Linked DNA regions of Homo sapiens: region 2 is linked to region 1. Evidence: read pairs that join two places in POLR2A ChIA-PET (ENCODE). Cell type or tissue: PC-9. All regions are shown on one strand. Each heading gives the region's core, and the rest is flanking DNA. Links, peaks and the distances in the headings are about the cores only.

Evidence for each region. Peaks named below come from ENCODE experiments on the same cell type or tissue, not always from the same donor. Only the 100,000 strongest peaks of a DNase experiment are listed, where the experiment ranks them.
Region 2: POLR2A ChIA-PET joins it to region 1 with 5 read pairs; 2 of 35 experiments call an interaction of 5 or more read pairs at or near these places.

What each region holds. Positions count from the first base shown.
Region 1 is chr10:23,419,662-23,425,042 of GRCh38, forward strand. No RefSeq gene overlaps it. Among named protein-coding and RNA genes, the nearest start is that of OTUD1, 17 kb to the right of the region's middle. In PC-9, for the core only: no CTCF peak of the experiment used is centred there; a DNase peak (open chromatin) is centred at 2,580; H3K27ac peaks cover 3,190 bases.
Region 2 is chr10:24,824,016-24,829,396 of GRCh38, forward strand. No RefSeq gene overlaps it. Among named protein-coding and RNA genes, the nearest start is that of ARHGAP21, 100 kb to the left of the region's middle. In PC-9, for the core only: no CTCF peak of the experiment used is centred there; DNase peaks (open chromatin) are centred at 336 and 2,206.

The DNA.
Region 1 (5,381 bases), core at 121-5,120:
CATATGTTTCAAGTAAGATCACTGTGGCTGACAACAAAAGCTTTACAAATTAAAATAGAAAGCAGAAAAGAGAAACATTTTTGTTTGCTTAAATAGGGCTTTGCTCCATAATTACCAGCACAAGTGTGGCTTATATGAAGTGTGAACCTTGGCTAAAGAGATGATGATTTCACAATGTAAACAAACAGGGCACTTTTCATTCTGGGAACACAGAATTATTTGGAAAAAAATGGTTAAACTATAGTAAGTAGGTTTGATTTATGTTTAATCTATTTTCTCATAGTGCAGGGAAATAACTATGTTTGCTTAATAATTGTGTGTGTGTACTGAGGTTAGTGGAGATTCAGTGGAAAGTCCTTGGAAGAATATTACAAATGGGCCAGGCGCGGTGGCTCACAGCTGTAATCCCAGCACTTTGGGAGGCCAAGGCAGGCAGATCACCTGAGATCAGGAGTTCGAGACCAGCCTGGCCAGCATGGTGAAACCCCATCTCTACTAAAAACACAAAAATTAGCTGGGCGTGTTGGTGCACGCCTGTAGTTCTGGCTACTTGGGAGTCTGAGGCACCAGAATCGCTTGAGCCTGGAAGGCAGAAGTTGCAGTGAGCCAAGATCATGCCACTGCATTCCAGCCTGGGAAGCACAGTGAGACTCTGTCGCAAAAAAAAAAAAAAAAAAAAAAAAAAAAACTACTACAAATGTTTACCTTAAGTCATGAAGCTATACATAAAGGTTTTGAAAAGACATAAAGCTATCAGAAGGATAGCATCTTTTACTGATAGCTTTTTCAAAGGCATTATTGAAATGATTAGCTATAGAAATTCTCATAAAGTTACTTTGCAAGCCACAGGCTAGATATGCTCCCAGAAATGATATTAAATATTTTTAATATTTATTAATATCAGAAAGAATTCAGGTCATGGAGCTGGAGGCTCCTTGCTGGTTTCTGAGTGCTGTGTAGATTCAGAGATCTAAGAGAGGGACCATACAGGCACAAGGACATCTGGGGACCTTGGAAGCCATAGGATGTTGGCTGTTCACCAACGAATATGGAAGTATTTCAATATTTTATTTCCAATCTGTATGACTATACCAGTAGCTGTTAGCTGAATATCAGCTGTATGTGTTTTTTGTTTGTTTGTTTGTTTCTGTTCGTTTGTTTGTTTGTTTTTGAGACAGAGTCTTGCTCTGTCGCCCAGGCTGGAGTGCAATGGTGCAATCTCGGTTCACTGCAACCTCCGCCTCCCGGGTTCAAGCCATTCTCCTGCCTCAGCCTCCCGAGTAGCTGGGATTACAGGCGCCTGCCACCATGCCCAGCTAATTTTTTTTATTTTTAGTAGGGACAGGGTTTCACTATGTTGGCCAGGCTGGTCTCGAACTCCTGACCTCATGATCCACCTGCCTCGGCCTCCCAAAGTGCTGGGCTTACGGGCGTGAGCCACCGCACCCAGCCTTATCAGCTGTGTATGTTTCTGGTTTTAGTATGAATAGGAAGAGTTATATAAAGATGGCATGATGGTAATCACATGTATAAGGTTACAAGAAAAATATACTCAGAGAACACTGCATTTGAAAACAACCAATAAATTTTATATCCCACAGATAGATTGTGTGGCACAGAAAATGAATCATGGCTGAGCACGGTGGCTCATGACTGTAATCTCCCCGCTTTGGAAAGCCGAGGCAGGAGAATCACATGAGCCCAGGAGCTCAAGACCAGCCTAGGCAACATAGTGAGACCTCATCTCAACAAAAAATTTCAAAATTAGCTGGGTATGGTGGTGTGCACCTATAGTCTCAGCTACTCAGGAGGCTGAGCTGGGAGAGTCACTTGAGAACCCACGAGGTTGAGGCTGCAGTGAGCCATGATTGTGCCACTGCACCCCAGCCTAAGCAACAGAGTGAGACCCTGTTTCAAAAAGAGAGAGAGGGAGAGAGAGAGAGACAGAGAGAGAGAGAGAGAGATTGAGAGAAAGAAAAAATATGAGTCAGAACCTCAAAACAGTGCATAAGCAGAACTCAAATCTAAAAAGTTTAATATTTAGCATAATGGGGATTTATTGTATTAAAACATTGGAAGAAACATAGTTTTGGTTCTCCACTCTATAGGATACAAAATTGACAGAATGAACTCTCATTTTCAGATATTTATTAAACTGAATATATAAGAATATTGGGAGCCAAAATAACTCTCTCTTTTTTTTTTTTTTTGGCAAGTACATCTCCTTGTCAAGGTGTATGGTGGGAGGTGATAGAGTAGAACTTGGAAAGCAAGGATATGTCAGGACTGCTCCTTGTTACTGCGTGATCTTTGACAAGTTCATTTATTAGAGTACTAGTCTAGCTTCTGTAAGATCAAAGAAGAGTGGCTTAAATAAAATACCTTAATTTATGTCTCTCTCACTTAAAAGTTCATGTGAGAACTTTTAAGTAGGCCACTTCATGTGGTCATCTGCAGACTTGGGTTTTTCCATGCCATAAATTATGTTTCTTATCTACATTATCAAAGCTGATTCAACACCACAAACAACGTTCCTGTCTGCTGGGAATGGGGAAAATACAAGGAAGTGGAAGAAACTCCTTTAAAAGGTATGATCTATAAGTTACAATCATTTCTGGGCACTTTTTTCTTTCTTTTTTGAGACAGGGTCTCACTGTGTCACCCAGGCTGGAATGCACTGGTGCAATCCTAGCTCACTGCAGCCTTGACCTCGGGGCTCAGGTGATCCTCCTGCCTCAGCTTCCTAAGTAGCTAGGGCTGCAGGCATGGCCACCACACCTGGCTAATTTTTTTTTTTTTTTTTTTTTGAGACAGAGTCTCACTTTGTCGCCCAGGCTGCAGTGCAGTGGCGTGATCTTGGCTCGCTGCAAGCTCCACCTCTGGGGATCATGCCATTCTCCAGCCTCAGCCTCCCGAGTAGCTGGGACTACAGGCACCCGCCACCACCCCTGGCTATTTTTTTGTATTTTTAGTAGAGACGGGGTTTCACTGTGTTAGCCAGGATGGTCTCAATCTCCTGACCTCATTTTTCACCCGCCTTGGCCTCTCAAAGTGCTGGGATTACAGGCGTGAGCCACCACGCCCGGCATTCCTGGCTAATTTTTAAAATTTTTTTTGTAGAGATGGGGCCTCGCCGTGTTGCTCAGGCCGCACATTTTGAAATAGTGGAAACTGGTCAGAGTAGTTAAAGGTGGCAGGTTTTGATAGTTGTTCACCACTGCATTCCAGCCTGAGTGGCAGAGAGAGACCTGTCTCGGGAGAGGAAGGGAAAGGAAAGGGGAAAGGAAAGGGGAAAGGAAAGGGGAAAGGAAAAAGGAAAGGAAAAAGGAAAGGAAAGGAAAGGGAGAAGAGAAGAAATGTGGAGAATGGAGAATTGTATTAAATGATCAGTCTGTAGAAACCACCTAGCCCAGCACCTAGCGCATATTAAGCAGTCAGTAGTAGTTAGTTCTTCCCTTCCTATCTTTATGCAACAGTAGCTCTGATGTTGTTCATAGGATTCTTGTTTCTATAGGGCCTAGCTAGGTAAAAATGCAACCTGGTGTAAGGAACAGCCTTGTTGTGCCAGTTCAGTTGTTGTTCTTCATTCTGTGCCACATCCATGAAGATGTATTCACAAGTTTTACTAGTTCATATTTTACTATTCTGTAGAATCTGAATAGTACTGAAGGGCCCCTGAATCTCCTTCTATTTTGGCGAAATGAATTTGGAGACATAAAGGAAGACTATCTCGGAAATTTGAAGCATCCCATTGGGATCTAAGCTTTGAAGAAGAGGCTGGTCCATTGGCTGGGCGCGGTGCCTCACACCTGTAATCCCAGCATTTTGGGAGACGGAGGCAAGCAGATCATGAGGTCAGGAGTTCGAGACCATCCTGGCAAACACAGTGAAACCCTGTCTCTACTAAAAAAAAAAAAAAAAAAAAAAAAAATAGCCAGGTGTGGTGGCACGCACCTGTAGTCCCAGCTACTCAGAAGGCTGAAGCAGGAGAATTTCTTGAACCCAGGAGGCAGAGGTTGCAGTGAGCTGAGATCACACCACTGTGCTCCAACCTGAGTGACAGAGTGAGACTCTGTCTCAAAAAAAAAAAAAAAAAAAAAGAGCCTGGTCCAAATCCTACCTTGCCTTCCCTTCAGCTTTTTCTCTCCCACCCTCCACTTTCCCAAAATATATCCCAAGGAACTAGCCTCTATTGGGGGCCATCGCCCTTTGTTTTCTTTTCATTTGTTTTGAGACAGGGTCTCAATCTATCACCCAGGCTGGAGTCCAGTGGTGTGACATTAGCTCACTGCAACCTCTGCCTCCCAGGCTCACGCAATCCTCCCACCTCAGCCTCCTGAGTAGCTGAGACTACAGACGTAAACCACCATGCTCAGCTAATTTTAAATTTGTTTGTTTGTTTGTTTGTTAGAGATGGAGTCTTGATCTGTCACCAGGCTGGAGTGCAATGGCGTGGTCTCAGCTCACTGCAACCTCCACCTCCTGGGTTCAAGCGATTTTCCTGCCTCAGCCTCCTGAGTAGCTGGTACTACAGGCACATGCCACCATGCTCAGCTAATTTTTGTATTTTTAGTAGAGATGGAGTTTTGCCATGTTGGCCAGGATGGCTCGATCTCTTGACCTCAGCCTCGGCCTCCCAAAGTGCTGGGATCACAGATGTGAGCCACTGCACCCGGCCTAATTAAAAAATTTTTTTTTGTAGAGACAAAGTCTTACTATATTGCCCAGGCTGGTCTTGAACTCTCAGCCTCAAGCAGTCCTTCCACCTCAGCCTCCCGAAGTGCTGAGATTCCAGGCATGAGCTACCACTCTTGGCAACCTTTCTTTTCTATCCAGACCTAGGTCCTAGGTTCCTCAGACCTTTTGTGTAGTAGCTCCCAACTTTTCTGAACAACCCCAATATATCAGACTTAAGATATCCTCCATCCATTATTATGTAAAGGAAAAGTCCTGTTTCCCTTCTAATTGTATTCCCCTTATTTTTTATTTTAACTTTTAATTTTTTGGGTACATAGTAGGCATATATGTATTTATGGAGTACAGGAGATATTTTGGTACAGGAATGCAATGTGTAATAATCACGTCATGGAAAAGAGGATACTATCCCCTCGAGCATTTATCCTTTGTGTTACCAACAATCCAGTTATACTCTTTTAGTTATTTTTAAATGTACAATTAAGTTATTATGACTGGATTCACCCTGTTTATTTTCCTTATTTTTATAATAGCTAGTCTCCAAGATGGCGCCCAGTATTCTTTACCTCATGGCATACACTTTCATTTTACCCTCACCCCTCACTTTCTTGTATAGCCTCCTCTCGCACTGAGTCAAAGCTGACCCATGTGGTGGAAGTGATGTTGTGTGACTTCCAAGACTAGGT
Region 2 (5,381 bases), core at 109-5,108, 1.4 Mb after region 1:
TAGAACTTTTTCATCTTGCAAAACTGAAACTCCCTACCACGGGTATCCAATCTTTGGGCTTCCCTGGGCTACATTGGAAGAAGAAAAATTATCTTGGGCCACACATAAAATACACTAACACAAACTATAGCTGATGAGCTAAAAAAAAAAAATTACATACCAAAAATCTCATAATGTTTTAAGAAGGTTTGCAAATTTGTGTTGGACTGCATGTGGCTCATAAGGCCACAGGTTGGACAAGCTTGCTCTATACCCATTTAACAACTCATTTCCTCCTCCCCTCCAACCAGCCCCTGGCAACTGCCATTCTGTTTTCTGGTTTCTATGAGTTTACCTACTACTCATAAGAGTGGAATCATATAGTATTTGTCTTTGTGTGACTGGCTTATTTCACTTAGCATAATGTCCTCAAGGTTCATCCATGTTGTACTATGTGAGAGGATTTCCTTCCTGTTTGAGGCTGAATAATACTCCACTGTATGTATATATCACATTTTGCTTATCCAATCATCTATGGATGGACAACTGGATTGCACCCGCTTCTTGGCTATTGTGAATAGTGCTGCTATGAACATAGATGTGTGAGGAAATAGTGATTTCTTATACTGAGACAGTACTGTGTTAACTAGAGAAGAATGAGTGTGTTTAAGGTCTTAGGAAAGGGTAAAAATGGGAGAGGAAAGATAATGGTGACCCTTTGAAACGTTAGCAGCTTTTGAAACTATGCCAAGACCTCAAAGAATTTTGCTGGAAACATTTTAAGTGTATATGATTTCTCTTCAAAAGACATTGTTTTAAACCAAATTGTTTTTCTTGGGCTTAATGACAGGATTTAGTATTTAATGAAATATTCTGGAATGAAGGTTGAAAGAGGAAGTAGAAATATTACACTTATTAAAACCCTCCAAACTATCAAATATTCAAGTGAACCCCTTCCATTTATTAGAAAGCTAAAATAGTTTCATGGAAAAATAAGTATAAATAGCTTTTGTTGAACACCTTATTTAGAATCATTATTAATTATTATCAATTGATAATCTTCCTATATGAGATGTCAACATCTTTTTTCTAAAATTCCATTTTGATGCTTTTAAGTATTTGGAGCCAATTATTATCTTGTTGTCAGCCAGTTTGATTGCAGTGTATTTCTTTTAACTCTTGGGGTATTTTTTTTCCCAGCAAAATAGGAATGCAAATACCTGAAGAATAACTGGCTCCAATGAACATTCTTCTTTTTTTTTTTTTTTTTAATTTACTTTTAATTCTGGAATACATGTGCAGAACATACAGGTTTGTTACGTAGGTATATGTGTGCTATGGTGGTTTGCTGCACCTATCAACCCATCTTCTAGGTTTCAAGCCCCACATGTATTTGGTATTTGTCCTAATGCTCTCCCTCCCCTTGCCCCCAACCGGCGACAGGCCCTGGTGTGTGATGTTCCCCTCCCTGTGTCCATGTGTTCTCATGAACATTTTTCCTTCTCTGTCTGGAGAAGCAACGGTAGAAAAATTTTAAAGGGCTCTAAGTGTGTATAATACCTTTGCAGACAACAGGTTTATTTTTCCCCACTTCCATTTTAAAGATGAATAAAAGACTAAACTAAAGTAAGAACATCAAGAAAATGCAGGGACATGTTTCAAGAATCTTTAGTAGTGTGAATATTATGCATAGTTTATCTCTGTCTGAAGGACTGTGAGTCAGAAAGGATGTGAAAAACATCTGGGTAGAAAAAAATAGTGTATCTAGAGATACGTTTTGCAATCTCTGCTCCTTATCTTCTTTTCAGTGGTTATCAAAGACTGCAAAGATTTTATAATATAAAACCCCCAAAAAGAAAGAACAGCCTGCATGTGAAGTGCTTAAGATTGATATCTTGTTTCTTATTTGTTCACATTTATTTTTAGTTTTCTTTTTTCAAGGTTGGACAAACTCAAAACAAATTAATAGAAGAGACTTAGGAACTAATCATTGTAAAAGTTTATGGTGCTATATTAGACCAAATTCCTGCACATGTTTGTCTCTAGGAAAAAAATTAATATGCCAATGTTAGACTACATGAAGACAGTAATAACTCAGGGGAAAAAATGGAAGGCTGCCCATTGTAGAAACATGTCCAGAAAAATCACCGATTGTAAAGAACATCCTCTCTCCTTATATAAGCTACCAGATGTTGTTGAATTGAATTGAGAAGAGAAAAAAAGAAAAAGCTTATGAGTCATCGGGTGCAACCACGGTTGAGCAAAGTTTAGCAGCCCTTTTGATTAAAGCATGTTGTGGTATGTGTAATAAACAATGTTACAACACGAGAAAATATTGATTCTGTACCAAACAGAATTTAAGTATTCAAAACATGATTTGAGCCATAGATCAGAATGATATTGAAAATAGATGACATTTAAGTGAACAGTGGTCACATACATAGTGTATGATAAAAAACGAAACTATATTAGGGCCAATAAATATGACATGTCTTGGGAGACATTTTACTTTTGATAATACTAAAGATAACTTTGTTTATCAAGTGTGCATATGAACATGGAGAAGTTCATCAGTATGTGTATTTTAAACACTGGAGAAAAATACTTTCAATGCTTGCCCATTTAGAAAATCTTTTGTTTTTGAGACGAAGTCTCGCTCTGTCGCCCAGGCTGGAGTGCAGTGGCGCGATCTCGGCTCACTGCAAGCTCCACCTCCAGGGTTCACGCCATTCTCCTGCCTCAGCCTCCTGAGTTGCTGGGACTACAGGCGCCCGCCACCGCGCCCGGCTAATTTTTTTTGCATTTTTAGTAGAGACGGGGTTTCACTGTGATAGCCAGGATGGTCTCGATCTCTTGACCTCGTGATCCGCCCGCCTCGGCCTCCCAAAGTGCTGGAATTACAGGTGTGAGGCACCGCGCCCGGCAGAAAATCTTAATAGCTTAATACAGCGGAAAAGATTTTGGGAAGTCTAGACCATCACTTCTATCATCCCTCCTACTTCCCCTCTGCACCCCAAGACACATTTCAGAGAAATCTATTATTTTTTAAATGTTGAAGTGTAGACCAGACAGAGAATTGAGAAAAATGTTCTTTTTTTTTTTTTTTTTTGACAGGATTTGGTTCTTGTCGCCCAGGCTGGAGTACTATGGTGAGGTCTTGGCTCACTGCAACCTCCACGTCCTGGGTTCAAGGCTGCCTCAGCCTCCCAAGTAGCTGGGATTACAGGCATATGCCACCACACCAGGCTAATTTTTTTGTATTTTTATTAGAGACAGGGTTTCACCATGTTGGCCAGGCTGGTCTCGAACCCCTGACCTCAAGTGATCCACCCACCTTGGCCTCCCAAAGTGCTGGGATTTCAGGCATGAGCCACCATGCCCGGCCAAGAAAAGCGTTCTTACATCAGAATAAATCCAGGTCGTGGCTTCTGTTTCTTTCTAATGGGGAGCAGGAACACTTGGACTTGATTTTCAAGAATGGGGTTCGGCCTTTCATCTCCTAACACTGGAATTCAACTCTAACACCCTGAACTCTACCCCATCCCTAGATTTTTCTCTAGGTTCTTTCATTCTTTCTTTTGAATTTTACTTCTTTACAATTTTTTGCTCTTTCCTTATCCACTACTTTTTTTTTTTTTAATGTGTTATTCCCAGAACTAATGCTGGTACTCTAGAAAGTCAAATTAGTCCTGAGATCAATGGGACAAAATAGCTTTTTTTTTTTTTTTTTTTTTTTTTGACAGAGTTTCACTCTTGTTGCCCAGGCTGGAGTGCTGGAGTGCAATGGCACAATCTTGGCTCAGTGCAACCTCCGCCTCCCGGATTTAAGCAATTCTCCTGCCTCAGCCTCCCGAGTAGCTGGGATTACAGGCCCCTGCCACCATGCCCAGCTAATTTTGTATTTTTAGTGGAGACTGGGTTTTACCATGTTGGTCAGGCTGGTCTCAAACTCTTGACCTTAGTTGATCCATCCACCTCCGTCTCCCAAAGTGCTGTCACGACGCCCGACCGACAAAATAGCTTTGTTAGCTCTGCTTCATTCAATCAACATTTAGCAAATGCCTATTGTGTCCTACCCTTGTGCAGACACTGGGGACAAAGAGGAAACAAGACAGTTCCCACTCTTTCTATCATTTTTGCAGTTGTCTCCAAAGGTGGATGTTCATATCTCTAGATGGGTTCACACGATTCATGAGAGTGAGCAGGAAGTATGAAAACTTCTTTTTATGTTTCTTCTTTTAAGTCTAAAAACAAGAAACTAAGCCTTATTACCATTTAACATGTGGACTGCAATGAAGCCCTCCCTTGGCGCATATGTCAGATGCCACGTGTCAGGTACAGTATTTAAAATAGCCTAAGGGAAGAGAAGAGATCCTATAATGTCAAAGGGGTGACAGTCCATATGCATGTTATACATAATATATTTCTTTATTCTCTTATTTTTTGAGAGAGAGTCTTGCTCTGTCAACCAGGCTGGAGTGCAGTGGTGCGATCTCGGCTCACTGCAGCCTCTGCCTTCTGGGTTCAAGCGATTCTGCCTCAGCCTCCCGAGTAGCTGGGATTATGGGTGCTGGTCACCTTGCCTGGCTAATTTTTTTTTTTTTTTTTTTTTTTTTTTTTGTAGTTTTGGTAGAGACTGGCTTTCTCCATGTTGGCCAGGCTGGTCTCAAACTCCTGACCTCAAGTGATCCACCCGCCTCAGCTTCCCAAAGTGCTGGGATTACAGGCGTGAGCCACCGCACTCGGACTTTCTGATCAAATGATATGGGATTGTACTATCTAGTTTTATTTTCTCAAATAGGCTTATTGAGGTATAACGGATACGCAATAAACTGCCTATATTTAAAGTATACGATTTGATCAGTTATAACATATGTAATATACCCATGAAACCATCACTGAAATAAAGATAATACCGACAAAAGTTTCCTGGTGCCCCTTGGCCACCACCTCCTTTCATCCCTCCCTGTCTTTGCTCTTCCATTGCCTATCCCCAAGCACCACTGGTCTACTTTCTGTCACTCTACATTAATTTGCATTTCCTAGAATTTTATGTAAATAGAATCACACAGTATGCTCCTTTTCCAGTCGGCTTCTTTCACTCCATGTAATCATTTTTGAGATCCATCTATGTTTTAACATGTATCAATAGTTTTATGTTTAGTGTATTCGGTGGTATGGAGATACACCAATTCCTTTGTCTATTCACATATTGATAAATATTTGAAATGTTTCCAGCTTTACTATTACAAATAAAGCTTCTATAAACATTCTCTTTCTTTCTTTCTTTCCTTCCTTCTTTCTTTCTTTCTTTCTTTCTTTCTTTCTTTCTTTCTTTCTTTCTTTCTTTCTCTTTCTTTCCTTCTTTCTTTCTTTTTTTCTTCTTTCTTTCTTTCTTTTCC